Regions from separate parts of the Homo sapiens genome. Here region 2 is linked to region 1. The links are chromatin loops, found by intact Hi-C in ENCODE. Cell type or tissue: dorsolateral prefrontal cortex. All regions are shown on one strand. Each heading gives the region's core, and the rest is flanking DNA. Links, peaks and the distances in the headings are about the cores only.

What was found. Peaks named below come from ENCODE experiments on the same cell type or tissue, not always from the same donor. Only the 100,000 strongest peaks of a DNase experiment are listed, where the experiment ranks them.
Region 2: it touches region 1 in a loop (7-fold over the local background); 3 of 110 quality-filtered maps call a loop at or near these places.

Annotation. Positions count from the first base shown.
Region 1 is chr11:77,038,203-77,041,005 of GRCh38, forward strand. B3GNT6 (UDP-GlcNAc:betaGal beta-1,3-N-acetylglucosaminyltransferase 6) reads left to right here. Exons shown (of 2, transcript NM_138706.5): 2 at 1,350-2,803. The coding sequence starts at 1,350. The coding sequence ends at 2,504. Among named protein-coding and RNA genes, the nearest start is that of ACER3-AS1, 3.9 kb to the left of the region's middle. In dorsolateral prefrontal cortex, for the core only: CTCF peaks have their summits at 1,436 (motif pointing left) and 1,636; a DNase peak (open chromatin) is centred at 1,415; H3K4me3 peaks cover 979 bases; H3K27me3 peaks cover 1,435 bases.
Region 2 is chr11:77,408,859-77,411,661 of GRCh38, forward strand. All of the region lies in intron 1 of PAK1 (p21 (RAC1) activated kinase 1), which reads right to left. Among named protein-coding and RNA genes, the nearest start is that of PAK1, 64 kb to the right of the region's middle. RefSeq lists an enhancer at 2,661-2,780. In dorsolateral prefrontal cortex, for the core only: no CTCF peak of the experiment used is centred there; DNase peaks (open chromatin) are centred at 1,409 and 2,643; H3K4me3 peaks cover 2,059 bases; H3K27ac peaks cover 1,211 bases.

The DNA of each region.
Region 1 (2,803 bases), core at 255-2,754:
GGAACTGAGAAACATGGTCAAAAAGAAAGGAGGAAAGGCAGGAGAGCGTAGAGTCTGTTTTAAGGAGGGAGAAGGAACGGGGCACAGTGGCTCATGCCTGTAATCCCAGCACTTTTCGGGGCTGAGGTGGGAGGATCACTTGAACCCAGGAGTTCAAGACCAGACTGGGCAATATAGTGGGAACCCGTCTCTACAGAAAAAAAAAAAAAAAAAAATTTAATGACCCAGGTGTGGTGGCACGCTCCTGTAGAGCGCCTCAACTACTCCAAAAGCTGAAGTGGGAGGACTGCTTGAGCCTAGGTGGTCAAGACTGCAGTGAGTCATGATGGTGTCACTGCACTCCAGCCTGGGTGACACAGCAAGACCCTGTCTCAAATAAATAAATAGCCAACGGTCTGAGATGCAGAACCTGATGTGACTGAATTTTTAGCAGGGCACAGTTAAATACGGGAAAGGTTGTTCTGACCTGGGATTCGTCCTGGGGGTCTTCATAAAAGCCAGGCCTGAGGTGCACCTGGGCAGGCTACATGCAGGAGAGGGCCTGAAGGTGAATGTTTGGGAACAGCAAATAATACCAGCAGGTAGAATGAGGAGGCAGAGCTAGAGGATGCCGTGGAGATCATCTCACCCATAAGGTCATATCACCCGTGTCACCCAGTCACTGGCCACTTCATACTCATTTCATGCTCACAACAGCCCTGCAGTAGGAATTCACTAACCCTTCGTCACAGATGAGAACACTCAGACCCAGCCATCGGAACTGACTGTTCAGACGGTGCAGATGGGGAAGTGGGGATGGCAGAATTCGGCTCTGGGTCTGAGTTCAGTGCTATCACCTCATGCTTCCTCGACTCGGGAGGCAACGAGGGGAAGTGATTAGAGATGATCCGAGCTGGACAGAGGCGGAGAGGAGGGAATAAATGAGAGGGATGTAGGGCGCAGAATCAACAGGATGCGGAGAGCAGGTAGCAGCTGAGAAGGACAAGGAAGAAGGCTGGGGCTTCTGGCTGGAGTAGTCAGGTGAACGGAGGTGGGAACAGCAGGGTATGGGTTCAGGGGAAGATGGAGACTCAGACGATGAGTCCACTGGGCCTATGTGACGGGTTGTGGGGCGGTGTTGTCAGGAGGCAAAGAGAGACTCAAATCTGAAGGTCAGAGGAACGGTCCGGAGTGTGGGAGACCAGAGACCGTCAGTGTAATCTTGGATTTTGATTCCTTTTTACCACTTAACAGCAGAGTTGAGAAGGGGCTGGAGCTGGGTTCTGGGAGAGAAGTGACGGGGTACGGGTGGTGTCCTGCCGGTGTCAAAGACGACTTCCGGCTCACCTCTGACTCGGTTTCCCCCACAGATGGCTTTTCCCTGCCGCAGGTCCCTGACTGCCAAGACTCTGGCCTGCCTCCTGGTGGGCGTGAGTTTCTTAGCACTGCAGCAGTGGTTCCTCCAGGCGCCAAGGTCCCCGCGGGAGGAGAGGTCCCCGCAGGAGGAGACGCCAGAGGGTCCCACCGACGCTCCCGCGGCTGACGAGCCGCCCTCGGAGCTCGTCCCCGGGCCCCCGTGCGTGGCGAACGCCTCGGCGAACGCCACGGCCGACTTCGAGCAGCTGCCCGCGCGCATCCAGGACTTCCTGCGGTACCGCCACTGCCGCCACTTCCCGCTGCTTTGGGACGCACCGGCCAAGTGCGCCGGCGGCCGAGGCGTGTTCCTGCTCCTGGCGGTGAAGTCGGCGCCTGAGCACTACGAGCGACGCGAGCTCATCCGGCGCACGTGGGGGCAAGAGCGCAGCTACGGCGGGCGGCCAGTGCGCCGCCTCTTTCTATTGGGCACCCCGGGCCCCGAGGACGAGGCGCGCGCGGAGCGGCTGGCGGAGCTGGTGGCGCTGGAGGCGCGCGAGCACGGCGACGTGCTGCAGTGGGCCTTCGCGGACACCTTCCTCAACCTCACGCTCAAGCACCTGCACTTGCTCGACTGGCTGGCTGCACGCTGCCCGCACGCGCGCTTTCTGCTCAGCGGCGACGACGACGTGTTCGTGCACACCGCCAACGTAGTCCGCTTCCTGCAGGCGCAGCCACCCGGCCGCCACCTGTTCTCCGGCCAGCTCATGGAGGGCTCCGTGCCCATCCGCGACAGCTGGAGCAAGTACTTCGTGCCGCCGCAGCTCTTCCCCGGGTCCGCTTACCCGGTGTACTGCAGCGGCGGCGGCTTCCTCCTGTCCGGCCCCACGGCCCGGGCCCTGCGCGCGGCCGCCCGCCACACCCCGCTCTTCCCCATCGACGACGCCTACATGGGCATGTGTCTGGAGCGCGCCGGCCTGGCGCCCAGCGGCCACGAGGGCATCCGACCCTTCGGCGTGCAGCTGCCTGGCGCACAGCAGTCCTCCTTCGACCCCTGCATGTACCGCGAGTTGCTGCTAGTGCACCGCTTCGCGCCCTACGAGATGCTGCTCATGTGGAAGGCGCTGCACAGCCCCGCGCTCAGCTGTGACCGGGGACACCGGGTCTCCTGAGGCCAGTTGGGCGGCTTCAGCCCCGGGCCTCCAACCATGTCCATGCTGAGAAGGCAGCTTTCCCGCTCTGGGTACCTTACGTCCTGCCCAGCTCTGTGCACCTGAACCCCAGCTGCGCACTGAAATCAGCTGGGGTGGGGGGTGTGGAAAATGCCTACATCCTGGCTCCATCTCCCGAAGTTTCGATTTGATTAGTCTGGGGTGGACCCAGACATGTTAAGTATTTTTTAAGTTCCTCCAGTGATGCGAATGTGCAGCTAGGCCTGAGGACCACTCGGCTAGACTATCTCTTCATCCTC
Region 2 (2,803 bases), core at 209-2,708, 370 kb after region 1:
AATAACCAACAGGTACATGAAAAAAATGCTCAACATCACTAACATCAGAGAAATACAAATCAAAACCATAATGTGATATCATCTCACTCCAGTTAAAATGGCTTGTATCAAAAAGACAGGCAAAGGCTGGGCACGATGGCTCATGCCTGTAATCCCAACACTTTGGGAGGGCAAGGCAGGCAGATCACTTGAGCCCAGGAGTTCACAACCACTCTGGGCAACATAAGGAGACCACACTTCTAAAAAAAAAAAATTTTTTTTTTATTAGCCAGGCATGCTGACATGTGCCTGCAGTCCCAACTACTTCAGAGGTTGAGGTAGGAGACTGCTTGAGCCTAGGAGGTTGAAGCTGCAGTAGGCCATGATCGTACCATTGCACTCCAGCCTGGGCAACAGAGCAAGACCCTGTCTCAAGAAAAGAAAAAGAAAAAGACAGGCAATAACAGATGCTGGCAAGGATGGGGAGAAAGAGGAACCCTCATATGCTGTTGGTGAAAATGTAAATTAGTAGAGCCACTATGGAGAATAGCATGGAGGTTCCTCAGAAACTAAACATAGAACTATCATGATTCAGCAATTCCATTACTGAGTATATATCTAAAAGAAAGCAAATCAATATATGAAAGATATCACACTCCCATGAATCCTGTAGCACTATTCATAATAGCCAAAATGAAAATGTGTATATACACAATATATATTTGTGTATATATGTATATATACACACAACGGAATATTATTCAGCCATAAAAAAGAATAAAATCCTGTCATTTGCAGCAACATGGATGACACTGGATACCATTTTTTCAGGTAAAAAAAAAGCCAGGTACAGGAAGACAAATATCACATGTTCTCACTCATATGTAGGAGGTAAAAAAAGTAGATCTCATGATGATACAGAGTAGACTGGTGGTTACCAAAGGCCAGGAAAGGGAGTGAGGAGGATGAAGGGGGAAAAAAAGATATAAATGTACTTACTGAAACTGAACTGTACACTTAAACATGATAAACATGGTAAATTCTTTCAAAATTTTTAACTAAAAAAAAATTTGCTGAGTAGAAATCAGTTCAAAAAGCCAGTCATCAAAGGGGAAGATAATTAACCTATATAGTCCCCTTTCCCAGACTATAATCTTTCTCTTTCTACACACAAATAACCACTATCTTGTCCAGGCCACCCTCTTCTTCAAAAGAGCACTGTCTTCTCCTCCAGGCCTCCTCCTCCTCCTGTCCCTCCAACCCATCCCTGCTATCCTCCCTCTTCTTTCCTGGGCTACCTCCTTTCCTCCAGATCAGCACTATCTCACAGCTGCCAGAGTTTCTGGTCCTCCCAGTCACTCATCTCACTAAAGGGAACTTGAGCCTCTGCCCAGCACTACTTGACATTCTTGCTCTCCTCCCACTCAGGCCCCCCACTTCCCATCTTGCTTATTCCCTACTGCCTACCTGCTTGCTGCCCCACCACCACCAGCAAAGATGGGAAACAAATGCAGGAAGAGGGAGTGCTTGTTGGCAGGCCCAAGGCAAGGCACAGAGGCAGTAAAGAGAGAGAATGGTCCTGGGGAAGATAGAATTTGGAGGTAAAAGCTAGATGCAAGTGAGTTAGGTAGAAAACAATGTTTGGACCTCATAAACACAGGAAAAGGTCTCTACAAACCAGTAACCTACTAATAATAAGAAAGCTTAACCAAAAATTTTAGAAAAGAGAAGAAAGCCTAATCAAGAGGGGGAGGATCCAAGAGAGGGAAGGAAAGACTGGCTACACAGGGGGAGAAATACAAAAGGGGAAGCATGAGGGGAGGAGGAAGGGTGAAGGGGACGGCGGGAGAAAAGGTAGGCAGGGGGCAGGAAAAATGATCAGGAGGAGGAAATAGAAAGAAAAGTGAGGAGAGGAAGACGTAGAGTCATGAAAAAACTAGGGGGAGGAAAGAGGTCCAAAATAATCAAAGTAGGTTATTATCGGGCCTGACATGAGCTTCTTGGTGCCAGGTAATAAAGAAGGAAAGAATTATAGTGATTAAGATATTACCACAGCCAGGTCTGTCATTAACTTAGCAGAATAAGGAAGGGGCTCCAGAGAAGAGAGTCTAGTTTAACGCAACTTTATACCTAAGGACAGAAAAACTGGCCAGTTTAGAATCATTAACATACCTTGACCTTCTACTTCCCAACCCTACCTCCCTACACCTAACACACCTACGCATCACACTAAAATAAGCATCAGCATTCTCAGTCTCTGCTTTGTCCCTGAAGAACCACCAAGATGCCATTCAAAAGGCTGGCTGGAAGACAGGATACCAAGGTCTACTTCCCAAGTTCTCCTCTCTTCTACAGTGTTGAGGGGGACATCTCTGCAGCCCATTTTAGCACTTTAAACCAGCTCACCTCTCCAAAAGATGGTTTGACAGTCTGGAAAAGCCAGAGTAACAAACAATGTCAAGTCCTTCACTGCACAGATATGGCAACTCAAGCCACAGAGGATGTCTGAATAGGACCAGTCCCCCCAGGTCTCCTCCCTCCCAGTTCACTCAACCTCTTAACACAGAAAAGCCCCCACAGTCCCAGCAGGCCAGCGACTAAGCCAAGGCAGAGGAAAGCACCACGTTGGCCACCAAGCAGAAGGGCGCTTGCAAAGGAGCAGAGCTTCTGAGGCTGAGCGGTTCCCCAAAGGCGCAGCTTCCCCTTCACACCCTTCCCTGGGCAGAGCTCTGATTCCAGTGCAGGCCTAGCCCTGGGTGGGCTCATCTAAAGGTTCCACCCTCAGCCCTTTCTCTCATTTAGGGTCCCTTAAGGTAAGAGGAAA